2 separate regions of the Homo sapiens genome follow, and region 1 is linked to region 2. A link is a loop called in an ENCODE intact Hi-C map of the cell type or tissue named here. Cell type or tissue: K562. All regions are shown on one strand. Each heading gives the region's core, and the rest is flanking DNA. Links, peaks and the distances in the headings are about the cores only.

The links. Hi-C counts contacts between places; a loop is a spot of excess contacts. Peaks named below come from ENCODE experiments on the same cell type or tissue, not always from the same donor. Only the 100,000 strongest peaks of a DNase experiment are listed, where the experiment ranks them.
Region 1: it touches region 2 in a loop (2.0-fold over the local background); 5 of 110 quality-filtered maps call a loop at or near these places.

What each region holds. Positions count from the first base shown.
Region 1 is chr10:102,922,369-102,938,206 of GRCh38, forward strand. The region is part of intron 1 of CNNM2 (cyclin and CBS domain divalent metal cation transport mediator 2); the gene reads left to right. Among named protein-coding and RNA genes, the nearest start is that of CNNM2, 12 kb to the left of the region's middle. In K562, for the core only: no CTCF peak of the experiment used is centred there; a DNase peak (open chromatin) is centred at 5,473.
Region 2 is chr10:102,981,495-102,997,332 of GRCh38, forward strand. The region is part of intron 1 of CNNM2 (cyclin and CBS domain divalent metal cation transport mediator 2); the gene reads left to right. Among named protein-coding and RNA genes, the nearest start is that of CNNM2, 71 kb to the left of the region's middle. In K562, for the core only: no CTCF peak of the experiment used is centred there; a DNase peak (open chromatin) is centred at 7,717; H3K4me3 peaks cover 974 bases.

The DNA.
Region 1 (15,838 bases), core at 2,523-7,522, 62 kb before region 2:
TCAGTTATATTGGTTCTTTTTTTTATGTCTGAGTTAAAACATTTTACCTGATTTTCATGTCTTCATTTTCTAAATCAATTATGACAGTGTTAACAATCAACCTTTTATTTTTCTCTACTGAATAACGGCGTATTAAATGGTTTGAAGACTTTTTCTTCCTCTACCTCTCTCCTAAATTCCTCATTTACAAAAGAAAACCCAAAACAAAACAAACAACCCCAACAATACCAATTGTAACTCCCCAGACCAGTTAGATCATAGATCCAGATCTCATTGAAAATTATCCTTTTGGCTAGGCATGGTGGCTCATGCCCGTAATCCCAGCACTTTGGGAGGCCAAGGTGGGCAGATGGCTTGAGCCCAAGAGTTTGAGACTAGCCTGGGCTACCTGGTGACACCCCGTGCCTACAAAAAATACAAAAATTAGCTGGGCGTGGTGGTGTGTGCCTGTGGTCCCAGCTCCTTGGGAGGCCTGAGGTGGGAGGATTCCTTGAGCCTGGGAGGCGGAGATTGCAATGAGCTGAGATGGTGCCATTGCACTACAGCCTTGGGGACAAAGACCCTGTCTCAAAAAAAAAAAAAAAAAAGAAACAAAATTGTCCTTCCTAGTTAAGAACTTCTGTATTGAAGACTTTCCTGTATATAGCTGTAGAGAATTAGTCTGAGTTGTTCTTTATTAAAGAGGAGGAAATAGAATGTTCTGAATGTGGGAAGAAAAGCCACCTTTATATTAGTATATGTGAATGTCTTCTTTCTTCTTCCTTTTTTTTTTCCCCAAGAGACAAGGTCTCACTGTGTTGCCCAGGCTGGATTCGAACTGTGATTGTCTTTTTTCTCTGGCTACCAGGAAACTCTTGGCTTTATTTGAGACAGTAATTGTGCTGATTTTACAGTTTGATCATGATGATGGTGATGATTATTACTTACCTATGTATTCTGTGCCAGGTACAGGGGCTGGGGCTTTATATGAATCACCTTGTTTAAATCTCAAATGGCTGAATGAAGTATTATCTCCATTTTACAAATGAGGAAATTGACTTGGGTGAAATGATTTGTTCAAGGTCACACAGTAATTTGTGCCTTGGGGTTTTAACTTAGGTCTTTGTGACACCAGAACCTGCTCTCTTAACCTCTCTCTTATGCTGCTCTCCTTGATCCTGGTTTGACATTTCTATTTTACTGAGTGTGAGGTTTAGTCTTTTGTCTCAACACTGCCTCAGAGCCTGTTGGGCAATAGAAAAGAAATGTGTTTAAACATATATATGGCTTTAAACCCAGTGCTTCTGTGGTGTTGTGCATAACAACTGGTGTCCCCTTTTTTGCCATTAAAACAGTTTTTTGGCCTGTGTGATCCTAAGTCTAAAGAATTGTGTTGACAGCATTTGCATATCCAGCATCAAGATTCATTTTGGAAAGTTTTGTACTAACAATGTGCTGTACTAATGTGCTTCTTCCATGGGCTGCTCTACAGCTGTTTTTCCCATAGCTAAATTATGTAATCATGTTTCACTATTGGTTTCTTATCTGTTTCTGTTGCAAGGGTCACATAGTAATTGGTCAAACTCAGTTTTGTGTTTTAATCTTGGTTTTTATTTACATTTTTGAATCTATCTGTATAACTGGTTGCTAATGAGCATCCTTTACACAACTCTGCTCTCTGTATTCCATGCAAGGAACCTTTCTCTTTTTTTGTGTGTGTTAGTTTTGTAGTTACTTACAAGTCTAAATAAGAGAATAAATTCAGTAAATACCGCTAGAGGATTATGAGAATTTTAGAAAAACTAGAGCAATGTAGTGTAGGGGAAGGAAAAGCAAAATGAAAGGCTGCCACCTTTGTGTGTGGAAAGCATGTTAGAGGCTCTCCATTCACCTGACAAAACCGTCCTCACAAAAGATTGGGCCACCAAGTTGTCTATGCTGAGGTGCATTTGAAGAATTTGTAACCAGTTACTGTTTCATTGTTTTTCTTTTAGCTTTATAACAGTTGCATTCCAGTATTGCAGAGCATGCTATTTACAGCTGCTAGGGACTTAGCCAGCCTCTTTTCTAGCTTTTTCTTAGTAACAGGTGGGATCACCAGATAATGTTGTTCTTCAAGGAAAGAATGCACTGTACAGTTTTCACCTAAGATATTAGGTAATTTCTTTCTATAACTCAGCAAATCTCTCCATATTAATATACTGAGAGCTTAATATTAAACACATTTTTTTCTCACCAAATTAAGTGTTGTATTTGCCTTGAATCTAGGAAGTTGTTTTTTTTTTTTTAATTATTTTATACGTATTTGTTAGGGTCTTGCTATGTTGCCCAGGCCTGGTCTTGAACTCCTGGCCTCAAGCAATCCTCCCATCTGAGCCTTCCAAGGTGCTGGGATTACAGGTGCATGCCACCATGCCTGGCCAGAAGATGTTTTTATTAGTGTTTAAAGGTATGAATGGTGTCACCGGGAGCTGATATATTTGTTTTCATGATGTTGTACATTTATTTTTGTGCAGTAACATACATTAAATGATTGTAATTTTGTGTGTTTTTAGAACACTATTATGAAATATCCAGATAATACAGAATCAGAGCTGGAAGGCAGGCAGCTTGAGGATTATCTAGTCCAGTGTTTGCCAGATTTACCTGATGATAAGATTTACTTGGGGCTGGGTGCGGTGGCTCACGCCTGTAATCCAGGCACTTTGGGAGGCTGAGACGGGTGGATCACCTGAGGAAGGGAATTCAAGACCAGCCTGACCAACATGGAGAGACCTTGTCTCTGCTGAAAATACAAAATTAGCCGGGCATGGTGGCACATGCCTGTAATCCCAACTACTCGGGAGGCTGAGGCAGGAGGATTGCTTGAACCCGGGAGGCGGAGGCTGTGGTGAACTGAGATCGCACCATTGCATTCCAGCCTGGGCAACAAGAGCGAAACTCCATCTCAAAAAAAAAAAAAAAAAAAAAAAAAAAAAAGATTTACTTGGGTCACTTAATAAGAGTAAGGTCTTAGGCCTCACCCAGAGACCTCTGAATTGGGAAAGAGCTTTTGGAATCCATGTCGTTTACAGTTTCCCTGGGGTACTTCTTATGGTTAGGTGAGTTTAGGAAAAACTGGTCTAGTCAGCCCCTTGATTAAGGAAAGTAAACCCTGAGAAAGAGAAAAAACAAAGTAAATGACCTATTTAGGGCCACCTACCTAGCTAGTAGCATCAACTGAACTAGATCCCATGTCCCTGACTTCTAGATTGGAGTTCTTCCTGCTCCAGCAGGCTGGTCTTCTGGTCCCAAGTTATTCAGAGATGAAGGTAGCAGCATCATTGAAAAAACAAATAGTGAGTGTTACCGTTGGTTTTTATTGGTCTCGTGATTTTCCTGTCAATATGTTAGATGCCCTGGATTCAAGCAATTTTTGACAAGCATTTTATTATATAGAAAATAAGTCCAAGTGTGTGAGCTCATTTTTATTTAATTTTATGTTTTATTTTTATCTTAGTTTAACTGAGTTTTTTACTTTGTTGTGGTTAGACTAGGAGGGTATTTTAGGAAATGAGTGTTGATACCTAGGTTATTTGAAGCCTCAGGTAATTAAATATAAGATGTTTTATTTGACTTAGCTTATTTTGGATATCCTTTAATGATTTGTTTTCTCATTGATTATTTCTTCTGTGAGAGTAATGATGATTGGATTTGGTTAGGACTGTGGGGGTGAAGCTTCCTTGACTTTTCATTTCTGTTCACAGTACATACAGATCTGTAAAATTTCCATGGAAATGTTCATCAAAGCATTTGAAGCCCATGTCCTATTCGTGCATTTGTGTACCCTCTGTACCACACACCTCCCAAGTTTTAACAAATAATATAAGTGAAATTCTCACAGAGAATCATGCTGATTTGTAGAAGTTATTGCGTTACTAGGATCACCGAAGTCTGAGCATAGACATTTAGGTGAGGAGAGACCCTAGTTAAATACCAGCCCTGACTAAGTAGGAGCTGGATGAAGCGGGAAAGGAACTTGTCTGCGTTTTCTCTTGGTTTTTATGGGGATTACACACTATCTTTCCTGAAGCATTCTTAACCATTGTGAGGGGCTGGTTAATTTTAATTATTAGCAAATCTAAACACAATTTAAAATATCATCAACCAAGAAAACCCACAAAACAGACTGAACTGTTCTGTGGGTTTTCCTGCTTTTACTTATTTATTTTCAAAACAGGGTCTTGCTCTGTTACCCAGGCTGGAATGCAGTGGTGCTAGCTAGCATAGCTCACTGCAGCCTCGACCTCCCAGGTTCGAGTGATCCTCCCATCTCAGCCTCCAGAGTACCTGGGACCACAGGCGTGTGCCACCACACCCAGCTAATTTTTTTTTTTTTTTTTTTTTGAGATGGAGTCTCGCACTGTTGCCCAGGCTGGAGTGCAGTGGCACGATATCGGCTCACTGCAAGCTCCACCTCCTGGGCTCATGCCATTCTCATGCCTCAGCTTCCCGAGAAGCTGGGATTACAGGCACCCGCTGCCATGCCCGGCTAATTTTTTTTGTATTTTTAGTAGAAACGAGGTCATGCCATGTTGTCCAGGCTGATCTTGAACTCCTGGGCTCAAGTGATCTGCCTTCCTCGGCCTCCTGAAGTGCTGGGATTACAAGCATGAGACACCATGCCTGACCCCTGCTTTTATTTTCAATATAAAATTTTATGTTTACAAGCGTGAGCCACCACACCCAGCCTTACATAAACTTTTAAGAGCAAACCTGTAGAGTGTAATTAGATGCGTAGTTACTTATAAAGTGGTATATATTTTTCAAATGAGCCCTTTTCTCTAAATATATATATATGTGTGTATGTATATGTTATTGACAGTAAACTTTCAATTCATTAAGATTTGCTTGACATATAAAGAGTACTATTAAACTCAAACATGTGGAAGTGGATCACTAGGATTGAATACAGTTTTTTAAAGTATTGTCTTTTCATCTCTTTTTGTTTTTCTCAGAACACACAAACAAGAAACCCAAATCATACCAACACTGAAAAGAAGAGACAATAAGAAGCATTCTTTCTTTCAACATCACAGACATTGGCAACTCTAGGATGTCTATACAGAGGGATAAAAAGGGGTGGCAGTTGGCTGGGCGTGGTGGCTCATGCCTGTAATCCCGGCACTTTGGGAGGCCCAGGGAGGTGGATCACTTGAGGTCAGGAGTTCCAGACTGACAGTCTGGCCACCATGGTGAAACCCCGTTTCTAATAAAAATACAGAAAAATTAGCTGTGCGTGGTGGTGGGTGCTTGAATTCCCAGCTTCTTGGGAGGCTGAGACAGGAGAATCACTTGAACTTAGGTGGCGGAGGTTGCCGTGAGCTGAGATCACGTCACTGGACGACAAAGTGAGACTCTGTCTCAAAAAAAAAGGAGGGGGTGGTGGCAGGCTTTCGAAGGAGGAACTAGAGGTTTGTGGTCTAGCTTAGATGTTGATGGATAATGGGGATGCCAAACCCTCTCCCTGTGTTACATTAGTGCTATGACTGAACATAAACACTGCTGTAATGGACGGTGAGATCTTCGTGTCATCCTATTTAACCCTCCCTTGCTGTCATTCGGAGGTGGGAGTGCTTCTTTTTGAATTCACATGCTGTGGGGAGGATAGCATCTGTTAATGCAAAGGTTAAGAACAATGTGCTCTTCCTGGATCTGTTTTGGACAAGTAACTTATCCTCTTTAACCCTAAGTTTTTTTCAAAGTAAAATGGGGATATTTTCTAACTCATATGGTACTTAGTAAGAATTATTGTACTAATAAATATATAAATGTTTCTAACAGTACCTGGCACTTTGTGCTTAACCAGTATTTTTATTATAACAATTCTTTCTGTAGGCTCTTGGTTGTTATCTTAGTCTGTTTGTGCTGCTGTAACAAAATACCACAGACTGGGTAACTTAAAAATAATAGAAGGTGGCCGGGCATTGTGGCTCATGCTTGTAATCCCTGCACTTTGGGAGGCCGAGGCGGGTGGATCACCTGAGGTAAGATCACCAGCCTGGCCAACATGATGAAACCCTGTCTCTACTAAAAACACAAAAAATTAGCCAGCTGTGGTGGTGGGCGCCTGTAATTCCAGCTACTCAGGAGGCTGAGGGAGGAGAATCTCTTGAACCCATGAGGTGGAGGTTGCAGTGAGCCGGGATTGCGCCACTGCACTCCAGCCTGGGCAACAAGAGTGAAACTCTGTCTCAAAAAAAAAAAAAAAAAGAAATTTATTTCTCAGTTCTAGAGGCTGGGAAGTCCAAGATCAAGACACTGGCACTGGCGTCTGGTGAGAGCCTTCATATGGCATCCTCACATAGCAGAGAAATGGAAGGTGAAAAGGGCCTAAGCTAGTTCCCTCCAGCACTTGTATGAGGCGCTGGTTCAGAGTCCCCATGGCTTAATCACTTCCCCCAAAGGCCCCACCTCTTAATATCACTACTGTGGGGATTAAGTGTCAACATGAAATTTTGAGAGGACGCATTCAAACCATAGCAATTGTTCTTGGTCATTCTCTTGACTGGAGCCTGATAGTCAAGAGAGACATTTTAGCGTGTGTCCTTATAATTATTATTGGTGTTGAAATCTAAAAGTGGCTAGGCTCGCTGGGCGTGGTGGCTCATGCCTGTAATCCCAGCACTTTGGGAGGCCTAGGTGGGTGGATCACTTGAGGTCAGGAGTTCAAGACCAGCATGGCCAACATGGTGAAACCCAGTCTCCACTAAAAATACAAAAATTAGCCGGGCGTGGTGGCATGTGCCTGTAGTCCCAGCTACTTAGGAGGCTGAGGTGGGAGAATTGCTTGAACCCAGGGGGCTGAGGTTGCAGTGAGCCGAGATCATGCCACTGTACTCCGCCTGTGCGACAGAGCGAGACTCTGTCTCAAAACAAGAAAAAAAAGAGTGGCTAGGCTGGGTGCAGTGGCTCATGTCTGTAATCCCAGCACTTTAGGAAGCTTTTAGGAAAGCTGAGGCAGAAGGATTGCTTGAATCTAGGAGTTTGAGGCTGCAATGAGCTGTGATTGTACTACTGCATTCCAGCCTGGGTGACAGAGCAAGAGCATGTCTTTTTTAAAAAAAAAAAAAAAAAGTGACTAGTTATTGTAGGTTTTTTCTTTTCCTTTTTGTTGTGATTGAATCCTAAGCTTTGTTATTTTCCTAGCAGTTGACAAGGTGACTACATGCATATATATTTTTAAGGAAAACAGAACAATTTATTATAGGTTCTACTTTCCTTAGAGTAAGAATACTGTGTTTTAAAATAATTCTTCATTCTCTTTAATCATAAACAACTGAAAAAGACAACAAGTCTTTTGAGTTGTTTATCCGCTCATCCGTTGATAGACATTTAGACAGTTTCCACTTTTTGGCCATTATGATTGGTTATTATGAATAATGCTGCTGTGAACATTGGCATGCATTTTAAAAGCAAGTGCTTGTGGATTTTGGAAGCCCTTGAATAACCAAAGACTTTTAAGACTAAAGGAAGATCAAAAAAGATAAAATATTTTAACACTGATTGCATAAAAAGTATAAAAAATGGTAATGCCTAATATAGCAAGTTTGTATTGCTTATAGCAGTGTAAATTTATAATGATTTTGGAAGGCAACTGGGTGTCATAAAAATGATTTAGTATTTTTTTCCCCTGGAAATCTTAATTCAGTGATCCAAGAGAAGAAAAGAGCTATGTTAGCTTTTTATGTTGTATGTGTGTTGCAGCGTTATCTAGAAACAGTGAAAAATTGGAAGTAAATATCTAACACTTCAAGGCAAGGAGTGGAGGAGAAAGAGTTAAGAAAATTATAAATGTGAACTATTTCCAACCATTCAGTGATAATCTTGAAAGCCACATAGCAATATGGGAAAATTTGCACTGATTATTTGCACGGAATATAGACATGCAAAAAAATATATATATGTATACACTGGAAGGTAACGTGGAAAAAATGAAAATAGTTGATGTATTAGGGTGGGGTGATCATAGCCAGTCTTTGTGAAAATCTCCTTGTTAACTTTGTACATGATATACCTGGAAAAAATTCAAATCTGCTAAGAACATTATGAATCCTGATCTTGTGAAAACTAACCATTGCTCGTATTAAGGAACTCATTCCATTTCTCTTGAGGAACATTTTACTGCTGAAACAGTTGGTTCTTTTTTAAAATTTTAAAAATTGAGATATAATTCACATATCTTAAAACTCACCCTTTTAAAGTATGTGATTTGATGCTTTTTGGTATGTTCACAAGGTTGTGCAGTCATTACTACTGTCTACTTACAGAACATTTTCATCACCCCGAAAGAAACTCCATACCTCTTTGCAGTCACTTCTCATTTTCTGTTCCCCCTAGTCACTGGCAACTAATTTACTGTCTGTATGGATTAGCTTATTCTGGACATTTCATATAACATGTAAATGAAATGTGGCCTTTTGTGGCTGGCTTCTTTCATTTAACATGTTTTCAAGGTTCATCCATGTTGTAGCATGTATCAGTATTTCATTCCTTTTTACGGCCAAATATTCAGTTTTATAGATATACCACATGTTGTTTATCCACTCATCAGTTGATGGGCATTTCGATTGTTTCCACTTTTTGCCTATTAATAATGATTCTATGAACATTGGTGTGCATGTTGCATTCTTGACAAATCCCATTCTAGTCTGAAGATAGTTCAGTGGTCTCATAGAGTAGGACTGTGATTTAGTTTGGGCATGTTATTGGGGTGAGTTCTGAGCAACTTAAAAGTGTGTGAGTCACAACTACCTTCCTTCCATTGGTCTGTACTGGGCTTCTGCCTCAGTGCCCCTGCTTGGTATGTCTTCATGAAGGATGTTTTAAATAATGAGCAATACTAAAGGCACAGAAAACCAACCTATTGCAAGTTGGCCATAGAGCTGGAGCAGGGTCTCAGAAGCCCTTCTGTTAGGCCAGATGTTAATCTTTTAGTGTTAAGAGTGTGGACATGTATTTCCTTCTTTCTTTTTTTTTTTTTTTTTTCGAGACAGTTTCACTCTTGTTGCCCAGGCTGTAGTGCAATGGTGCGATCTCACCTCACCGCAACCTCCGCCTTCCCGGGTTCAAGTGATTCTCCTGCCTCAGCCTCCCAGGTAGCTGGGATTACAGGCACGCACCACCACGGCCGGCTAATTTTGTATTTTTAGTAGAGACGGGGTTTCTCCATGTTGGTCAGGCTGGTCTTGAATTTTCTTCCTCAGGTGATCCATCCGCCTTGGCCTCCCAAAGTGCTGGGATTCCAGGCGTGAGTCACAGCGCCCGGCCATGGACATTTATTTCTAATTCTCTTGGATATATACACGGGAATAGAATTGCTGGATCATATGGTAATTCTATTAACTTTTTGAGAAACTGCCAAACTGTTTTTCAAAGTGGCTGCACCATTTGACATTCCCATGAATAATGTATGAAGGTTCTAATTTCTCCAGCATCCTCACCAGCACTTGTTATTGTTAAAAAAAAAAAAAAAAAAAAGAATGCCATCCTAGTGAGAAGTGGTATCTCATCGTGGTTTTGATTTGCATTTCCTTAATGACTAATGAAGTTGGGCATCTCTTCACGTGCTTACTGGCCATTTCTATAACTTTGGAGAAATGTCTATGCAGTTCTTTTGCCCATTTTTAACTTGGGTTATTTGTCTTTTTATTGTTGAGTTGTAAGAGTTCTTTTTATATTCTGGATACTAGTCACTTGTCAGATATATGATTTGCAAATATTTTTCTCCCATGCTATATGTCGTCTTTTTACTTTCTTGGTAGTGACCTTTGAAGCAGAAAAAGGTTTTAATTTTGATTGAGTCCAACTTGTCTTTTTTTCCTTTTTTTTTTTAACTCATTTTTTGAGCAACGGGGTTTTGCTATGTGCCTAGGGTGGTCTTGAATTCCTGGCCTCAACCGATCCTCCAGCCTTGGCCTCCCAAAGTGCTGGGATTACAGGTGTGAGCCACTGCAACCAGCTCTATTTTTTTTCTTTTGTTGCTTATGCTTTTGGTGTCATAGCTAAGAAACCATTGCCTAATCCAAGGTCACAAAGATTTATGCCTATGTTTTCTTCTAAGAGTTTTATAGTTTTAGCTCTTTCATTTAAGTCATTAATCCATTTTGAGTTTTTATATATGGTGTGAGGGATGGGTCCAACTTTATTGTTTTGCATGTGGCTATTCAGTTGTCCCAGTACTGTCTGTTGAAAATACTATTCTTTCTCCATTGAATTGTCTTGACATACTTGTCAAAAATCAATTGGTAACCAGGCACGGTGGCTCACGCCTGTAATCCCGGAACCTTGGGAGGCTGAGGCAGGTGGATCACTTGAGGTCAGGAGTTCAAGACCAGCCTGGCCAACATGGTGAAACCCCGTCTCTACTAAAAATACAAAAATTAGCCAGCGTGGTGGTGCATGCCTGTAGTCCCAGCTGATGAGGAGGCTGAGGCAGGAGAATCGCTTTAACCCAAGAGGTCAAGGTTGCAATGAGCTGAGATTGCACCACTGCACTCCAGGCTGGGTGACAGAGCAAGACTCTGTCTCAAAAAAAAAAAAAAAAAAAAAATTGGCCATACATTTGAGAGTTTACTTCTGAACCTTAAGATCTGTTCCACTGATCTTTAATTTTATGTCAGTACTACACTGTTTTGATTACTGCAGCTTTGTAATAAGTTTTGAAATTAGAAAGTTTGAATCCTCCAACTTCATTCTTCCTTGTCAAGATTGTTTTGGCTGTCAGGATTCCTTGCATTTCCATGTGAATTTTTCAGGGATCAACTTGCCCATTTCTGCAAAAAAAGGCAGTTGGAATTTACATAGGGGCATTGCATCTGTAGATCAATTTAGGAGTATTGCAATGTTAACAGTACAAAGTCTTCCATCCATGAACGGGGATGTCATATCATTTATTTAGGTCCTCTTTAATTTCCTTCAACAACGTTTTGTAGTTTTCAGTGTGCTTGCAATCCTTTTGTTAAACTTATTCCTAAGTATTTTATTTTTTGATGCTATTATAAATGGAATTGTTTTATTAATGTTATCTTCAGATTGTTCATTGCTTGTATATAGATATACAAGTGATTTTTGTATGTTGATCTTCTATCCTGCAACCTTGCAGAACTTGTTAGGTGACAAATGGTTCTTAAGATAGAAAAATGCTTTTAAAAAACATGAGTTTGTTGAGGTTATCTTACATTTACTTCTTTAATTTGCTTGTAGTGGATTTTGTTTTTTTAAAAAATGTAGGGATTTTTACTTGCCACTTTTATATGTAGATATTGAAATATCCACAATTGGTTATTGACAGTCATTTAGGAAATTTGATAGGAAAGACTAAATTTTTTTTTAAGACAGGGTCTCATTAGCACATAAATACGTATTAACTGTCTGACACAAAATCAAGTATTAGTCCAGGAAGAAACGGATATGGAATTGGGAAGATATACACCATCAGGCACTTCTGTGTTTTTGTTTGTATTTGTGACAGGGTCTCCCTCCATTGCCCAGGCCAGATTGCAGTGGTACAGTCATAACTCACTGCAGCCTCAAACCCTGGGCACAAGCGATCCTTCCACCTCAGCCTCCCAAGTAGCTAGGACTATAGGTTCCTGCCACTGTGCCCAGCTTATTTTAACTTTTTTTTTTTTTTTTTGGAGAGACAGAGTCTGGCTATGTTGCCCAGGCTGATCTTGAACTCCTGGCCTTAAGCAATCCTACTGCCTCAGCCTCCCAAAACACTGGGATTACGGATGAGTCACCATGCCTGCCATAAAAGAGTAAGTTTTCTGTCCCAGATTAGATAGGAAAAGAAGAAATAGGTTGTATAAAATGTCAGTCAAGACAAAAAATATGCCTGGCTGGAGCTTAGGAGTTTAAAAGCAAGTCTATTTCTTTCTTTCTTTCTTTCTTTTTTTTTTTTTGAGACAGAGCCTTGCTCTGTCGCCCAGGCTGGAGTGCAAGTGCTGTGGTGCGATCTCTGCTCACTGCAAACTCTGCCTCCTGGGTTCAAGCGATTCTCCTGCCTCAGCCTCCCAAGTAGCTGGGACTACAGGCGCCTGCCACCACACCTGGCTAATTTTTGTATTTTTAGTAGAGGTGAGGTTTCACCATGTTGGCGAGGCTGGTCTTGAACTTCTGACCTCAAATGATCCACCCACCTCGGCCTCCCAAAGTGCTGGGATTACAGGCATGAGCCACCGCGCCCAGCCTGAGCCACCGGCCAAATCTATTTCTTTCTACTATTTAGAGTGGCTTTTTATCAGTCTAGGGACTTGGGATTGGAGATAAGCACAGAAAGACTAGCTAATATCTAAATGTTTTCGTAAACCAGGTGTTGTGGCACGCACCTGTAGTCCTGGCTACTTGGGAGGCTGAGGTGGGAGGATCACTTGTGCCTGGGAGTTCAAGGCTGCAGTGAGCAAGCTATGATTGTGTCACTGTACACCAGCCAGGTGACAGAGTAAGACTCCTGTATCTAAAAATAAAAAGTTTAAAAATGATTTTGGGCTGGGCATGGTGGCTCATGCCTGTAATCCCAGCACTTTGGGAGGCTGAGGAGGGCCAATCACCTGAGGTCAGGAGTTCGAGACCAGCCTGACCAAGATGGTGAAACCCCGACTCTACCAAAAATACAAAAATTAGCTGGGCATGGTGGCGGGCACCTGTAATCCCAGCTACTTGGGAGGCTAAGGCAGGAGAATTGCTTGAACCCAGGAGGTGGAGGTTGCAGTGAGCCGAGACCGCGCCATTGCATTCCAGCCTGGGCGACAGAGCGAGACTCCATCTCAAAAAAAAAAAAAAAAAAAAAAAAGACTTTGGGCCAGACATGGTGGCCTGTAATCCTAGCGCTAACTTTGGGAGGTGGGAGGATTGCTTGAGTCCAGGAATTCAAGACCAGCCTAGACAATATTGGGAGACCCTGCCTCTACAGAAAATAAAAAGAAAATGGGTGTGGTGGTGCACACCTGTGGTCTTAGCTACTTGGGGGGTTGAGGTGGGAGGATCACTTGAGCCAGGAGGTCAAGGCTACAGTGAGCTGTGATCACACCTCTGCAATCCAGTCTGAGCAACAGAGGAGACCTCATCTCAAAAAAAACTTTTGTAGTATCTTTCTTCTCCACATCAATTTATCAAGGGTCTTCTTTGGTTTTATTTGCAAAGACTAGAAGAAACCCTGACTTCTGTTACTCTGCATTTCTTACTGCTATGAGCAGTATGGTCCTTTAAAAAAAAATTTTTTTTTTTTTTTTTTTGAGACAGGGTCTTGCTCTATTGCCCAGGATGGAGTGCAGTGACACAATCACAGCTCACTGCAGCCCTGGTTGACTAGCAGCGCTCAAGTGATCCTCCCGCCTCAGCCTGCCAAATAGCTGTGATCACAGGCACACTCCACTGCACCTGGCTTTTTTTTTTTTTTTTTTTTTTTTGTAGAAGGCAAAGTGTCGCTATGTTGCCCAGGCTGGTCTTTAACTCCTGGCCTCAAGCAGTCCTTCCACCTTGGACTCCTAAAGTGTTGGGATTACGATATGAAATGCCACGCCCGGCCTAGCACTATAATCCTTGAGGTTTTTGGGTTCCAGGTGACCAGAAGAGACAAAATGAAACTCTATGGTGTTTTTTTTTGTTTGTTTTTTTGGTTTTTTTTTTGGTGCTGTGGGGGTAGGGGGCTGGTAATCTGAGAGGGAGAATGTTTTCCCATGCTAGCAAAGACAGATTGAGGGCATCATCTGATCTTTATGGGAGTGTGCAAAGCCTCAGTTTTTCCATTTGCCCATCTGCAATCATAGAAACAATGTGCTGACTCAACTCGGAGCCTCTGCGGAGTGGCGTTTGGGTTTAGACAGTCCTCAGAATCATTCAAGAGATGGAAATATTTGAGCAGGTCTTCAGAGGTAAAATTAAAACTAAAAACAACTAGAACAAGATAGCATGCTTTCTTATCTCTTTCAAGATTATTTCCTTTAGTCACTAGTGTACCTCCTTGATGTAAGGTTTGGCAGGAATAATTTCATCTCTGTAGAGTTGATAACTAAGCAGAGAAAAAACCCTACCTTTTAGTCATTGCTTTTCATCTTGCTATCATCAGTCTGATCCTTGAGGGTTTGGGGTTCCAGGTAAACAGAAGAGACAAAATGAAACTCTTTGCTTTTTTTTTTTTTTTTGGTGCAATGGGGGTGGGGGAGATTGGGTGTGGAGAGGGGTGAGATTCTGCTGGAAACAAGTCAATTGGCTAAAATACTCTTTTAATCATATTTTGTGGACCATCTTCTGCTTAGTTTTGCTCTTTTATGTTTTTATTTGCTTGTTCATATATACATACATTAACCTGCAACAACTAGAAGAACATTTACCAAAATATTAACCAACAGTGACTATCTTTTGATGTGGTGGGTTTAGGGGAGGAAGTATGTTTTTCTGTGTTGCTCCAAGTTTTTCTGTTTAAAGCATGTATTTTGTAATGTTTGGGGGAAACCAAATCCATCAAAATAAAGTGCAAGTTTTGTAACCTGAACCACTCATTGAGGTACAGAATTGAAATGTATTTAGATGAAACTCACAGGTATTTTTTCTTGGAGAATGTGGAATATTTTATCTATAGTGCAGCTGTGCTGTCATTTATGCCATTTTTTCCTCCTCATTGTGATTCTTACTGTTTGGGGTGAAAGATGAGTAGTATTTTAAAGCCCGTAATGTGTGTGAGTACACACGTGACATCTTAGTAAGATTCATTTTGTGTGAGAAATAAGGGAATTTAGGCTTTTGGGTTACATTTGTTTTCAAAACATGTTAATAGGTGACAAAAATCCAGTTTGTTTAGATTTGTATGTAGTCTGCCTGGAATGAAACTTTTTTATACTTACATGATAGCCCTGATTAAATAAAAGTTTGGTGAAAGCCAGCAGGGTGGCATGTGCCCCATGATCCCAGCTACTCTTGAGGCTGAGGTAGGAAGATAGCAAGTTCAAGCCCAGCCTGGGCAAAATAGCGAGACCCCATCTCAAAAAAAAAAAAATGTTTTGTTAAGTAGTTGAGTTCCAACTAGATCTGTACTTTTAACATAAAGCTATAATCCCAAGATACCTCTTATTTGGGGACATGATGGTTTTGGAAACTGGTGCTTCCTTTTGTCTAAATAAATAATCACTGTAAATCTAGTCTTGATTATTAAAAGGAGACAAAAAGATAAAAGGAGTGTTCTGAACCACCTGTGCTTGAAGCTCAGTTAATAGTTTCCAGACTATTAAGCCTACAAAATGTATATCTTACACATTTTGCTAAAATAAAAAGACCTTTTAGCTTTGATCAAGACAAGATCAAATATTTGGTTTGATTATACTCCTAAAACGTACATATTCTCAGACAGATAAACAGATGTGATTTTCTTTCGTTCTTTTTCTGGATGTATACAGAAACCTTTTTTTTTTCTTTTTTTGGTAGAGACAGGCTCTCCCTATGTTGCCCAGGCTGGTCTCAAACTATTGGGCTCAAACAATCCTCCCACCTTGGCTTCCCAAAGTGTTGGGAGTATAGGCATGAGCCACTGCACCCAACCCCAGAAACGTTTAATTTAACTATAGGATAAGTTAGCTATCATTTAGGTGCCTTTACTAAAGTCTGTTAAAATGACATAAAATAATGACAATGTGTGGGGCGCAGTGACTCACGCCTATAATCCAAGCACTTTGGGAGGCCCAGTTGGGAGGATGGCTTGAGCCCAGGAGTTTGAGACCAGCCTGGGCAACATAGTGAGACCTCATCTCTACAAAAAAATTAAAAAATTAGGCCGGGTGCGGTGGCACGTACCTGTAATCCCAGCACTCTGGGAGGCCGAGGC
Region 2 (15,838 bases), core at 5,024-10,023:
TCCTCCCACCTCAGCCTCCCGAGTAGCTGGGACCCACAGGTGCATGCCACCACACCCGGCTAACTTTGGTATTTTTTTTTTTTAAGTCAAGGTTCGCCATGTTGCCCAGGCTGGTTTTGAACTCCTGAGCTCAAGCGATTTGCCTGCCTTGGCCTCCCAACGTGCTGGGATTATAGGGATACACCACCACGCCTGACCAGGGATGGTAATTTTTTTTTTGATCTTGTGTATCAGTTATCTATTGCCATAATACTATATCTCAGATCACTGAGAGACCTCAGTTGCACATAATAGTAAGTGTTTATTGGCCATATGTCTAGGATAGTTGGCTGGGAGGCTCTGCTGATCTCGAGGGTTGGCCAGCTATTAGCTGATCTAGGATGGCCTTGGTTGGAATGACTAGGGTGACTGCCTCTTCTTCATTTGTTTCATCTTTCTTGGAGGACCAGTGGTCTAGCCAAGGTGTGCTTTTCTCATGGTAACAGTGGAGGGCAAATGGAATGCATAAGTGCTTTTCTTACATTTGAAGTATATCCACTACATATTCAGAAATATCCTATTTTGGAACTATAGTCATTTGGTGACCAGAAAAATTATCCATGCAAATGTGCAGAGAAAAAATTTAAGATATTTAGTATCCTTCAGACGACTAAACAGTCGTCACTTTCTCAAGGAGGTGTTCTTTGCCTTTTTATATTAGGTAAGATTCTCCTTTAAATCTCACTATTAGCACTTGGTTATTGTTATTTCATAATTATCACACTGGCTATATTATTTGATTCATATTGGTCTGTCTCTCTAGACCTTAAGCTCCACTGAAGACAGCAACCCAGTCCAGCATAGGGTTAGCCTGGGGCCTGCAGTAGTGAGTACATAATAAATATTTGTCAGACAAATGAATGAAATGATTAGATCTCAGGAATAGAAGGTATTTTTAGGGTTCTTTTTATTGGCTCTTTTTGTATTTGAAGTGTGTTCCTTCTTCAAGGATTTGGCAGAGAAGAGGAAAAACATAGACCATTACTAATTTGCAGGAGAGAGAAGCTGGCCCAGCTTTGGGCTGTTTGCTCGGCCTAGCTGCATTCCCCTGTGTAATCAAGACTGTAAAGCTTTGATGGGTAGTTAGTTCTTTGTGGCTTTAGGGCTTTCCGATATAAGTAATTGTTTTCATGAGTGTATTAATTTGACTCTGGAACTTGTAAGCAACTGGAAACAAGACTGTTCCTACTTGTTTATGTGAATGTTTGTTGTTCTGAATTGGATGACGATACTCATTGTTATTTCAGAGGAGTGGTTGAAGAATACATTTTTAAACTAATTAGTGATGGAGTTGCAATACAGTTTTGTCATTGGTGCTGCATTCAATAAACTTATATTACAGTCTAAATCTTGGAATGTATGGAAAATTAACATTAATTAAACTAATCTAAGTTACAGAAAGCTGACAAGTGAACAGAACTGAATATTAAAAACTATTCCTTAAACATGAGTTTACTTCATCCACTCTATGGTGTTTAGTTCTACTTAATAATTCCAGCCTTTTCATAATTTGAAAGGAGACCCATATTTTGTGGCTTATTGTTTGTTCAACTTTGATATTGATTTTAATTGTTAGGACAGGAAATTGTGATAGAACTAGAAATTTCCTCCCAGGATTGAAAAAAGACCTTGCTCAGGTGTGATCTAAATATTATATTTCTTATTAATGACAAGTTTTTTTGTGTTTTGCTTTTTTGATAATTAAGGAGTAAAATATATGCTATATATTATATAACTATGGAATTTTAGGTCTTAAATGGACAATATCAAAGCAGCCTAGCTGTCTTTAAAATATTTATATTTTTATATATATTTTATATATATATTTATATATATAAATTTTTTAGGTCGGGCGTGGTGGCTCACACCTGTAATCCCAGCACTTTGGGAGGCCAAGTCGGGCAGATCACAAGGTCAGGAGATTGAGATCATCCTGGCCAACATGGTGAAACCCTGTCTCTACTAAAAATACAAAAATTACTGCAGCCTTGACCTCCCAGGCTCAAGTGATCCTCTCACCTCAGCCTCCCAAGTAGCTGGGATCGTAGGTGCACACCACGATGCTCGGCTAGTTTTTTAAATTTTTGTGTAGAGACAGGGTCTTTCTATGTTGCCCAGGCTGGTCTTGAACTCTTGGGCTCAAGTGCTCCTCCTTCCTTGTCTTCCCAAAGTGCTGGGATTACAGGCATGAGCCACCTGGCCTAGTTTGTTTCATTTTACATAGCACTTAAATTGTAAATTTTTTTTTTTTTGACAGAGTCTTGCTCTGTTGCCCAGGCTGGAATACAGTGGCGGGATCTTGGCTTATTGCAACCTCCACCTCCCAGGTTTGAGCGATCCTCCTGCCTCAGCCTCCTGAGTAGCTGGGATTAAAGTGCCCGCCACCACGCCTGGCTAATTCTTGTATTTTTAGTAGAGATGGGGTTTGATCGGGCTGGTCTCGAACTCCTGACTTCAGGTGATCCACCCGCCTTGGCCTCCCAAAGTGCTGGGATTACAGGTGTGAGCCACTGTGCCTGGCCAGATTGTAAATTTTATGAGCCTACTGTTGGTTGGCAGTAGTTGTTCAGTAAATATTTTTTGAAAGAGTTAATAAATGAATGCATGTAGTTATGGATGAAGATTACGTGAATAAAGACTGAAGCCCAGAGAGGTTAAAAACTTATGTGATAATCCAAGACAATAAATAAAGCTATTTGGGAATGTTCTTTATTGTCCCCTGATGGATGTGTGGAATTGTTTTACTAGGGAGGAGGATTCAGCAGAAGCTGGATAAACAATTATAGGGTTTTTATGTGGTGTTGACATGTAGAATAGCCAAGGTTAAATTGGCCAATTAAAGCTGGAGTAAGATGGCTTTAGGAAGTGTTATATATTAACAGAATGAGAGAAATAATCAGAAATAATTTCTTAGTCCCAGTAGCCATTAAGTAGGGGAATTTTAATTTTTAAGTGATGGCTCCAGGTCTTCATGTGTATAAGATTCTTGCAGGAAAATTTTTTGATGTTACTAGTAATTTTAAAGGAATATGTGTAAAAGGCTTAGGGTAGTGCTCGCTCTACAACTAGATATTTGACAATCTAAGCCTAGATTATAACTGAAATATAATTGTGTAATCTTGTCCTTACTTCTATCTTATTTTTTTGAGACGGTCTCACTCTGTCACCCAGGCTGGAGTGCAGTGGTGTGATCTCGGCTCACTGCAACCTCTGCCTCCCGGGTTCAAGTGATTCTCCCAAGTAGCTGGGACTACAGGCGCCTGTCACTACGCCTGGCTAATTTTTGTATTTTTAGTAGAGGTGGTGTTTCACCATGTTGGCCAGGCTGGTCTCTAACTCCTGACCTCAAATGATCCACCCACCTCAGCCTCCCAAAGGGCTGGGATTATAGGCTTGACCACTGTGCCCGGGCTTTACTCTTATTTTAAATGTCAGTTTGTTAAGGACAGAAAAAAAGACTGAATTTTGCTAATATTTTCTACACTTGATCTTAGCCAAAAGGCCGAGAAGCGATGAATTTTGCTAATATTTTCTAACATGAAAAGGAAATAACGAAGGGAAAGTCTTTTTTTTCTTTTTAACTTTCTGCAGCAGTTGGGCAAAATTCCTGCTTTGTGTAGGAAACCCTGGCAGACCTTGAGAATTCTAAATTGCTGCAGATTGTTTTATCTTTTTTTTCTAAAACAATTTGAATAGCGGATCCTTTCCATCTGAAACAAGTTTTTCCCCTTCTCACCCTCTTGTTTCATGTAATTAGCAGTCCTCCTCTGTATATTCCTATTTTGTCTGATATAGCCAAAATTCTTTAAAAAGAATTTTAAAATTTTAAAATTCTGCTGTGAGTCCGGCAAAGGGGCTGAGAGAATTTCTGTGTCAACATCATTGAGAACTCTGAAAGCTTCTTTACATACCAAGCTCCTCCTCATCAAAGCTAGATACAGGAAGTGTTTATGGTCCCTTTCTTCCAAGGGAATGGCTCTAAACTAACCAGCAGACCCTGTCTCACTTATGTTCTCCTTCAGGTTCTTCCTTGACATCCTACTGGCTACTCTTAGTCATGTTCTTTCTAGCCATCAAGTCTCCAAACTGCGTGGCCAGACAACTTGAGTTACCTGGGAAGTTCCTAGGGGCTAGATAAGTACTTTATGCCTTATTCTACAGCAGAATATTTGTTTTGTTTACATGACCAGCTCAGATTGATAGAATAGCTGTCTTTTAGCAACAGTGTAATCATTTAATGACAGCTGTTCAAGGGACTAGTAAAAGGATTGGGAAAGGGGGGCCTTCTAAACAAAGTGAATGGGCCCTGCCAACTGAGGAGTGATGTCTCCTAAATGGTTGGCATGTTCAGACTTCAGAGTATTATCCATCAGCTTGGAGACCCACAAGTTTTTTAAATATCTAGTGTTATCTGTTTACCTGTTAGCTTGGTGCCAAAGTGATTGCACCTTACCTCCAGACCATGTCTGTGCTTGCCCTGATGTACCTGTCATGTTCAGTACCTGTTTTGGTTTATAGGGCTTGGACTAGCTCCGATGTTCACTTGCCCTGTTTTACTTAGAGAAAGTCATCATGTGACTAAATTTTAAGATTACAAAGATAATGCATGTGATTTAGACTTGAGTGTGTAAAAGGCTTAGGGTAGTGCTCACTCTACAACTAGATATTTGACAATCTAAGCCTAGATTATAACTGAAATATAATTGTGTGATCTTGTCCTTACTTCTATCTTATTTTTTTGAGGCGGTCTCACTCTGTCACCCAGGCTGGAGTGCAGTGGTGTGATCTCGGCTCACTGCAACCTCTGCCTCCCGGGTTCAAGTGATTCTCCCGAGTATGGGTGGTGATGGACCATTTGTAAAGCCTCAGAAGCCAAACTGGAATTAATGTGAAAGTTATAGGGAAGTTAGTTTCAGCTTAATCAAAGTAGAATTTCCAAAAAGTAGAGCCATTTGAAAATGTCCTGTGGCTGGGCGCGGTGGCTCACGCCTGTAATACCAGTACTTTGGGAGGCCGAGGTGGGCGGATCACGAGGTCAAGAGATTGAGACCATCCTGGCTAACACGATGAAACCATGTCTCTACTTAAAAAAAAAAGTCAGCTGGGCATGGTGGCAGGTACCTGTAGTCCCAGCTACTTGGGAGGCTGAGGCAGGAGAATGCTGTGAACCTGGGAGGCGGAGCTTGCAGTGACCCGAGATTGCGCCACTGCACTCCAGCCGGGGTGACAGTGCAAGACTCAGTCTCAAAAAAAAAAAAAAAAAGTTTTTATCCTCCAGATCGTAGAATTATATTACTAGAGGTGGTGATTCAGCAGAAGCTGGATAAGCAATAATAGGGATTTTGTGTAAGTGTTGACATATGGGTAGGGTGGGCTAGGTGATTTGCTAATAGTGAGATATTTTGATTCAAGTATAAATTTCAGTAGTTGCAGATGAACACAGAAGGAACAAGCACAGATTTCTGCTGATGGTTAGTAAGACAACATTGCCAAGGGAGGGTGTCCCCAGAAGAGCAGAAAACCTAATATGAAAGCTCAAATTTAAAAGATGGAAGCAGGAAGTAAACTGCTGAAGGAGAATGTTCAGAGGAAGAAAACCAGAGGGTTTAGGGTACAAAGGCTGAGGGTGGAGAGTTTGAAGGAAGAAGAAGAAATTAGAGAACCATAAAGAAAATGATATATTCTAAAGCGGTAGTCCTCAAGGTAAATTGCATGTAGCTGTGCCTTGGGATGCAGTAGGACTTACATATATATATATGAATGAATATGCATATACATTAAGCTTATTATTATTATTATTATTTTGAGACGGAGTCTCGCTCTGTCACCCAGACTGGAGTGCAGTGGCGTGATCTCGGCTCACTGCAAGCTCCGCCTCCCAGGTTCACGCCATTCTCCTGCCCCAGCCTCCTGAGTAGCTGGGACCACAGGTGCCCACCACCACGCCTGGCTAATTTTTTTGTATTTTTAGTAGAGGTGGGGTTTCACCATGTTGGCGAGGATGGTCTCGAACTGCTGACCTCGTGATCTGCCCGCCTCGGCCTCCCAAAGTGCTGGGATTACAGGCTTGAGCCACTGCGCCCGGCCAAGCTTATTTTTATATGGATTTCATGATGTATATATTTTGTAATATATATAATTTATAAGTAAATATAAATTAGGGAGGTGTACTCAACATTTTCATAGAATACATAGTCAAAAATGGTTTGCAACCTCTGCTCTAACAAAAATAAAACACCCTACATCTTTGGTTCAAGATTGTCACCCCCAACAGTTGTGTGAAATGTGGGGCAGGAATTATCACTATTTTCCTTTGGAAATTAAGGTTCCAAAGATAATGAGACCAGAGCCAAAGGTCAGAGTCCACTGTCTTCTCTCTGAGGCCTCAATGTGAAGACCTGAACTGTGGCAGCAGATAATTCTGGAGACCTGTTAATCAGCTGTATGCACCACGCTACTTAATTGATTTAGAAATATTGAAAAGGCCGGGCATGGTGGCTCATGCCTGTAATCCCAGCACTTTGGGAGGCCGAGGCGGGTGGATCACCTGAGGTCAGGAGTTTGAGACCAGCCTCGGTAACCTGGTGAAACCCCGTCTCTATTAAAAATACAAAAAAACTTAGCCGGGAGTGGTGGTGGGCGCCTGTAATCCCAGCTACTTGGGAGGCTGAGGCAGGAGAATCACTTGAACCTGGGAGGCGGAGGTTGCAGTGAGCCGGGATTGCACCTAGTGCATTCCAGCCTGGGCAACAGAGCGAGGCTGTTTCAAAAAAATAATAATAGAAATATTGAAAAGGCGTGGGACAAAGATAGGGTCTCAAGACCCTTACTGTAGTCAGGGGTGTTAATACGTTTTAGACTGAAACCTGTGAATGCTCACAGGTGCAAATGAAAGTGACACAGATACTACAAAAGTGCTTTCGTTTGACCACAAAGAAATTCTATAGGTCTGGGATTCTCAAAGTTTTGACATGTCATTTTAAGAATCTTATACAAAGTATAGACCTTTTCCCCAGAAGTATGCATACACACACATACTTTGGCATACAGTTTGAGTGAATGTCTCGTTCTGCAGCTGCCCTAGAGCATCCAGGGACCTCAGCTCATCATTTGCTAACTTTACCAAATGATGGGTTAAAATTCTCTTCCTTGGTAAAATTCTGCCCACACCCTATCTTTTGGGCACTTAATTATACCTAAAAATAGCATTGAGAAAAGCAGCTATTTCATCCACAATTAGAGAATATTCTTGAGTCCAGCATCAAAGCCATTATGGTGCTTTGATCAATAAGTTTGTTCTCCACGGAAGTGAGGCTTAATGGCTTAGGTGACCGACTAACTTTCTCCTTAGTTGCTCTAGAAGTCACCTGTGAATGAGCCCTTTCAAAGGGAATGATTTTGACTTCTGAAAACTTAAGCAGATTAGAAGCCTTGAGTATAGGATTTAGAATAAGAAGTACTCAGTAGTAACCCTGGTTGTCTAACTACACAGGCTTGTATGATTTGAACTTTTGTTGTTGTTGCTCTTCTGGTTTCCTTAAACACCAGACAGATCCGATTACAATTCTAAATATTTAGTTCTGTGCAAACAGGAACAGCTCAACAGTTCACCTTCACTGAGTAACGTATGTCTATTTAGATAAGCAAACTACTGTTGCAAAAACCCTGGCAAAATGTCAGGATGAGCAGGGGAAACTTTCATTATCTTTTCAGCCATCCGAACAGTTCCCCAAGAATCGGACATTTTTGAGACTTAACTAGTCAAGGTTAAATTACTCATTGTTCAGTGAGTAAATTCTGTCTAAAGACTTAGCTGGGGTCGTCTTTATTTTATTTTTTTCATTCTTCTTTTTTTTTGGAGGTTACTTCAACAAATAAAGTTTTATTTTTATTTAGGCTTTCCTTGTATTTTAGGGAAGAGAAAATATTTGCTTTATGTTCTTAAAGTGAGTTTAAAAAAAAAATGGTACATTTAAAGATAGTTTGGGGACGGGCATGGTGACTCATGCCTGTAATCCCAGCACTTTGGGAGGCTGAGGCGGGCGGATCACCTTAGGTCAAGAGTTCGAGACCAGCCTGGCCAACATGGCGAAACCCGATCTCTACTAAAAATACAAAAATTAGCCAGGCATGGTGGCGCATCCTTGTGGTCCCAGCTACTTGGGAGGCTGAGGCAGGAGAATTGTTTGACCCAGGAGACGGAGGTTGCAGTGAGCTGAGATGGCACCACTGCACTCCAGCCTGGGCGACAGAGTGAGAATCCTATCTCAAAATAAAATACAATTTGGGGTTTCTTAATGCCTATACTCCTTTGTTTAACTATAGGGCTTCTAGTTCTTTAAAGATGATTAGTGATTGTACAAAAGGTATAATATAATAATTATAACAGCCTCTTACTTTTCATATCCATTAAACTTTTTTTTTTTTTTGAGACAGAGTCTGGCTCTGTCACCCAGGCTGCAGTGCAGTGGTGCAATCTCGTCTCACTGCAACCTCTCCCTCCCCGGTTCAAGCGATTCTCATGCCTCAGCCTCCCAAGTAGCTGGGATTATAGGCATGTGCCACCACACCTGGCTAATTCTTTGTTGTTTTTTGTTTGTTTGTTTGTTTTTAGTAGAGATAGGGTTTCATTATGTTGGCCAGGCTGATCTCGAACTCCTCACCTCAGGTGATCCGCCTGCCTTGGCTTCCCAAAGTGCTGGGATTACAGGTGTGAGCCACCGCGCCCGGTTTAAGCCACCGTGCCCGGTCTTAAACTTTCAAGTAGACAGGACACACTGGCTACTTGTGTGCCCCCAGATGTATAGAATTATGTTACTAGGGATGGGGATGCTACAGAAGCTGGATAAGCAATTGTAGGGATTTTGCGTGGGAATAAAAGTGTGGAATGGCTAAGGTTAAACTGGCCAGTTTAAGAAAACTGAAGAGCAAGATGGCTTTAGTAAGTGGTATAGATGAATAGAATCAGAAAAATAATAGAAACAGTTTCTATTAGTGTAGTTCCCAATAGGCATTAAGTAGGAGAATTCTAACTTTAAGCTATAGCAATGGCTCTAAGTCTTCATGTGTACAAAGTTCTTGGAAGTAAAAGTGAAAGGGGTGGGCGTAGAATGAGCCTCATTCCTAACCAGAACACTCATCACTGACCACCTATACTTGTTTTGTAACAGAGTGAAGCGATCTTTAATGCAATTTTGATATTCTTTCCATCCACTCTTGCATTTTGTTCTTTGAGGTGTGAGAGAAGTGTGTATCTGTCCGTTCCTTAATGTACAGTGCCTTGAATGGTTGACGGTGTGGAACTTTAAAGATCTTTGTGTAAATTTACCTTCTGATTTCTTTTACCCCCTGTTCCTCAGCCTACATGGAGAACTTTCACTGTAATTGGAGAGTAGGAATAGTTATCTCTGTGTACAAATGAGACCCAATTCTTACATTTTCCATTGTGGCTGTAGGAAATTTTATTTTATTTTGAGACATTCTTGCTCTGTTGCCCAGGCTGGAGTGCGGTGGTGCGATCTCGGCACACTGCAACCTCTGCTTCCCAGGTTCAAGCAATTCTCCTGCCTCAGCCTCCCGAGTAGCTGGGATTACAGGCGTGTGCCACCATGCCAGGCTAATATTTTATATTTTTAGTAGAGACGAGGTTTCACCATGTTGGCCAGACTGGTCTCGAACTCCTGACCTCAAGTGATCTGCCTGCCTCGGCCTCCCAAAGTGCTGGGATTACGGATGTGACTCGCCGCACCAGGCCAGAAATTTTAAATTTTGAAATGGTGTGCCCCTTCTCTTACTTGGTTCTCTTCATAAAATCCCTCCAACTTCAAAAGGGATGGAAATAATTAATGGAAGCAAATAAGATATTGATTAAAAGGATATTTATTTTTAGTAATATTTCTTTTGGGTTACTTCCTTGCCCCATTTTAAGATTACAGTATCTGATCTTAGGATTTGAACTGTTCCATCTGCTTTCCTCCATTACAGTGCTCTCCTGCTTTTTCATATTTGGCTTGCTTAACTATCAGAATTTTGATTCTTTCATTTCTTAAATTCCATCGTCTGAAGTAAAGCTATACTAATTTGGAGTATCTGAAGGAGTAGAGGGAAGGCCACTCTGAACTAGCATAAGATCTTAAATACAGAGCATTTTTCAAGGAATGTTATATTATCATTTGTACTGATAAATTAAAGACTAGAACCACAATATATTACCTAGTATTGGTCCTTAAGGAATTTGCAATTACCTGAGCCTTGGTTTTGCATGTAAATAGATGCTTCTAAGTGCTTGAGTCTACTTTGAAAGAGTTCTTAATAGTTTAACCAGTAACACTTAGTCTTGGTTATACTCTTATTTAGTAAACATTTTATTTTTTTTCTCCATAGATGGGGTAAAGGTAAATTTAGCTCAGCTGTATGAACTATTACATTAAAGTTTTTTAGAGCAATTTTTATAGCTTTTCTCTATATACATTTGCATTTACATTACCTGTATGTACTATACATACAAATTGATATGTACATGCTGATGTATTAAAATCCCTGAGCAAACTACATATTTGTGGACAATTTGAGCAAATAATCTTTTGAGTATAAACTTAGACTAAGCTTTCTGAGTACAGGAATCACATACTTTGACATTCTTCTACTTGCTTCCAAAGTAAACATATTTGCCAAAAACTTTGCCCAGGTACCCACATTGTAGTGGGGGCAGCCTTTTACTGGGAGCAAGCTCCAAGTTCCTTTTTTTTTTTTTTTTTTGAGATGCAGTTTGCTCTCTTGCCCAGGCTGGAGTGCAGTGGTGTGATCTTGGCTCACTGCAACCTCTGCCTCCTGGGTTCAAGTGATTCTCCTGCCTCAGTTTTCTGAGCAGCTGGGATTTACAGGCATCTGCCACCAAGCCCTGCTAATTTTTGTATTTTTAGTAGAGATGGGTTTCACCATGTTGGCCAGGCTGGTCTCGAACTCCTGATCTCGAAGTGATCCTCCCACCTCGGCCTCCCAAAGTGCTGGGATTACAGATGTGAGCCACCGTGCCCGGCCTCCAGTTCTTTTCTGTTTGGTTTGTGAGTGAGTGAGAATGGAGTGTGTGTAAAGGGGGACTGGGAGGCTGGGAGGTTGACCTTTGTGCAGTCTACCTACTTGTGAATGGGAATGTGATTCCATGCCTATTGCTGATTCTCAAGCCTGCCTCGGTACCACAGTAGTTCACAGCAAGGGCTTTGGAGTCAGCCCTGTATTTGAACCTCAGCTCTCTGATTTTCCAGCTGGGGATCTATGTTGGGCAAATCAAGTTAATCTGCTTAAACTTCAGTTTCCTCACCTAGAAAATGAAGGTCATAATTGCAGCCTCACTAGGGTATCTGTGATCTAGGAGGGATTTTTGATAGTGGTAAACAGTAGATTCCTGCCTTACTAATGTGTAGGTCAGTTTATCATCTACCTAGCACCATCACTTTTTTCAAAAAAGGTCTTTTCAACCAAGAATATGTCATACATATCTGTATTTTCTGACTAGATTGCAGGTTCTTGGTCCTTGTCTTACTTGTTTTCGTAACTGGCTTATAGAACTTGATACTCAGCACATGTTAATTGAATGACTAGATGATGCATGGTCTCCTTTGAGCCTACCATAGCATTTGGATTTACCATCATTATGTTTACTTATGTGCGTTGAGAAACTTATGTGATATAAGGTTTGCTTTAAACTATGAGGTCTTAAATATTTCCCATGGTCAGAGTAGATTATTGATCTAGTTTGGCTAGACATGTTCCCTAACTTCCTTAGGATTGCTGTTAGACTTCCTGAAGCTGAATTTTTGTGGGAAGAAGATTAAGACTTTTGTGACTTAGGAGAGGTAAGTTTTCCCTAGTTGTATACTAGCAGGGGCTAACTTACCTGATTTCACCCTTTAATTGGTCAAAAGTTTTGGATTGCAGCAACTTCTGTATAACTTTTTCCAAAGAGAATTCTATTATCTGATAATTTTGGAATGTTTTTTGTTTTGTCTGTTGCCTTTTGCTTATAGTGGATTGTTTCCTCCTATTGTTTGTGATTGTGGCTTGTGAGTAGGTTTTTTGTTGTTTCTCTCTCCCAAGAAGAGCTTTACCTGTGGAATCCTGTATGGCTTTGGTTGAGGATGTATTCTTTGTTGTTAATTTCTTGACTTAAAGGTTTCAGGACGACCAAGGTAGTAAAAATTTAAGCTTCAAACCTACGTAAGGTGTAGGTCTGTCATTAAAAATTTTCAGGGTATACTTTTCCTTCCTTCCTTCCCAGAGCCTCAGCAGAGGCAGGTAAGTGTCCTTAGCAGCTCACCTGGCTTGGTGGGCAGATTCTTTGTGGTCTACTCTTTTCCTAAAGGGGCATCCCTTTGGAGGTTCTGGCTTTATGTCAAAATCTTTTTTCTGTGTGTGTGTGAGTGTGACAGAGTCTTACTCTGTCACCCAGGCTGGAGTACAGTGGTATCATCTTGGTTCACTGCAACCTCTGCCTCCCGGGTTCAAGTGATTTTCCTGCCTCAGCCTCGTGAGTAGCTGGGATTACAGGCACATGCCACCACGCCGAGCTAATTTTTGTATTTTTAGTAGAGACGGGGTTTCACCATGTTGGCCAGGCTGGTCTTGAACCCCTGACCTCAAGTGATCCACCCGCCTTGGGCTCCCAAAGTGCTGGGATTACAGGCGTGAGCTACCGCACCCGGCTCAAAATCTTAACTTCTACTCCTTACTTGATATGAGTTGTGAAGTTGCAGACATATAATTTATTCTAGTTAGTTTAAGCAGGAGAGGTTTACCATAAAGCATTAAACACCAACAAAATTGCCGGAAGGGCTGAAGAAATAGATTTCAAGTTTGTTCATTCAATCAGATATTTATTGAGCATCTACCATATGTTTAGTACTATTTTTGGGTTCTTGGGGAACACATTAGTGAACAAAACAGACAAAGCTCACTTTCCTTGAGGAACTTACGTTCTAGAGGGTTTTGTCTTTAGGAACAATTCTCAAAGCCACACACAAAACTGGCCAACAAAATAGCTGCCAGTTGGGGTTTTAAAAACCAACCCAGAACCACATGACCACTGCCATGGTTAGGAAACCACACTGATCAGGAAGCCTCCACTAAAGCTGTCGGCTCCAGAATCATGCTCATCTGCTTTTGATCCACAGTAAATACCCAGGCCTTGCCTCTGATACCCGTGACACTAGTTACTAGACACTGTACACTCAACTAATGATGCTGCAGAACAATCAAATGCCTTGGCCTATGCCTGTTTGCAAAGTAGCAGAACTAGGTCTTCAGTTTCTCTTTCCAAATCCATGTTAGTGCATATGATTGGTGGAACCTAATTACATCAGGAGCCCTAGCTGGAAGAGGCTCTTGAGCCTTCATGGTACAGAGCAGACGACCTACAAAGAAAGGAGAATATTCAATGCCAATCGACCAAATGTTCCTTTCTTCTTCATGTTGGTTTTTAAAACCCTATCCCCTATATTATGGGTGTAGATCTCTATTTTGCCATCCCAGCTCAGGAAAGGGGCTGCCCACATGCGTTTGGTTTTTAGTTCTCTCTGCTTTTCTGGCTCCTGGGGTTTTCTTCTTCTTATTCTTCCTCCTCCCCCTCTTCCTCCTCCTCCCCCTCTTCCTCCTCCTCCCCCTCTTCCTCCTCCTTCCTCTTCCTCCTCCTTTTTTCTCTCCAGACAGAGTCTAGCTCTGTCACCTGGGCTGGAGTGCAGTGGCATGATCATGGCTTACCACAACCTCTGCCTCCCAGGTTCAAGTGATTCTCCTGCCTCAGCCTCCCAAGCAGCTGGGACTACAGGCATGTGCCACTATGCCCAGCTAATTTTTGTATTTTTAGTGGTGATAGGGTTTTGCCATGTTGGCCAGGCCGGTTTTGAACTCCTGACCTCAAGTGATCCACCTGCCTTGGCCTCCCAACGTGCTGGGATTACAGGTGTGAGCCACACCTGTCCTTTCTCTTTCTTGCTAACTCAGCTTTGCCTTTAAAATAATATTTGTTCTATTATATGTAGAGTTTTTGGGGGAAAGTTTTCAGGTTATGTAGATAATTTCAGAATTAGATGCCCCTAGTTTACAAGTACTAATTTAATAAACCATGTTAGCTTATTAAAAATGTGTTACGTCTGGTGGGGGTGGGGGTTGGAGAAAGATGGTAGGCATTCCATTGATTTAAAGTTTTTTTTTTTGAGATGGAGTTTCACTCTTGTTGCCCAGGCTGGAGTGCAGTGGCGTGATCTCGGCTCACCACAACCTCCGCCTCAGCCTCCCGAGTAGCCGGGAGTACAGGCATGCACCACTCCCCCCAGCTAATTTTGTATTTTTAGTAGAGATGGGGTTTCTCCATGTTGGTTAAGCTGGTCTCAAACTCCCGACCTCAGGTGATCTGCCTGCCTGGGCCTCCCAAAGTGCTGGGATCACAGGCATGAGCCACCGTGCCTGGCCTCATAGTTTGGAGTTTTTAAGGAATTGGTCCATTTTATCAAAGTTGTCCAATTTGTGTGTATAGAATTATCGTATTATCCTACTATCCTTTTATTATCTGTGAGGTCTGTAATGGTATTCCCCTCTTTTTTATTCCTGATGTTGTAATTTATATTATGTCTTTCTTTTTTGTTAGTCTTTCTAGAGGTTTATCAATTTTATTGATCTTTTCAAAGAATGAAGGTTTGGTTTCATTTTTTTTTTTCTATTGTTTTTCTGCTTTCAGTAGTTACAACAGCAGTGCCTCTACCTTTTTATTTGGCCATCCCTCTTGTATCCCTATATTCTGCCATCTTTTTTTTCCACTTTTTATTATCAAGGCCTTTTCTTCATCAAGGCTGATGAAATTTCATACTGTTTATAACTGCAATTAAGACTTCTTTGGGCCAGGTGCAACAGCTCACGCCTGTAATCCCAGCACCTTGGGAGGCTGAGGCCAAAAGATTGCTTAAGGCCAGGAGTTCAAGACCAGCCTGGGCAACATAGGGAGACCTTGTCTCTACAAATAATTTAAAAATCAGTTGGGCATGGTGGCGCATGCCTGTAGTCCTAGTACTCGGGAGGCCGAGGTGGGAGGTTGAAGCTCAGTAAGCTGTGATTGCCCTACTATATTCCAGCCTGGGAAACAGAGCAAGACCCTGATTCAAAAACAAAACAAAAAACTTTGATTTGTGAATAGGTTGAATCTAAAAGTTAATTTATTTGCATTATCATAATTACATAAAAATTGTTCACTTCATATCCTAGTAGTATACCTTTCTTTCCTTGTACAGCATTTATTTTCTCATGGCCTTTCTTCCACGAGATATTTGCCTTTGTTATGTCCTCAATTATTTTCAAGCTCTCCATTGTATAATTCATTCTCTTATTCTATTCACTCACATCTCCAACCTCCTCCTAGAGCACATTGTTTCTCCAAACTGGGCTGACTGCTCTCTAGAGCTGACATCCTGTGACTTCCCATTACTGCTTTCCTAGATTATTTCCTGGATCCCATATCCTCTCCTTTCTAGACATACTCCCTGATTTTGATGAAACATGTCAGTAAGGACTGTCCTAAAGAAGGTGAAGAGAAAGGATACTTTCTGAGTCCTTTCATTTAGCTCTACATTTGATGAGAGTTGGGATGAGAATGGAATTCTAGATTGAAGAGAATTTTCCCTGAGAATTCTTATGGATTGCTTCATTGTCTGCAAGCATCCAGTCTTAATAATGAGGAGGCCAGTTTTATCCTAATTCTTGATCCACTGCAGGTGACTGATTTCTCTGGAAGCTTTTCAGAATCTTAGTATTT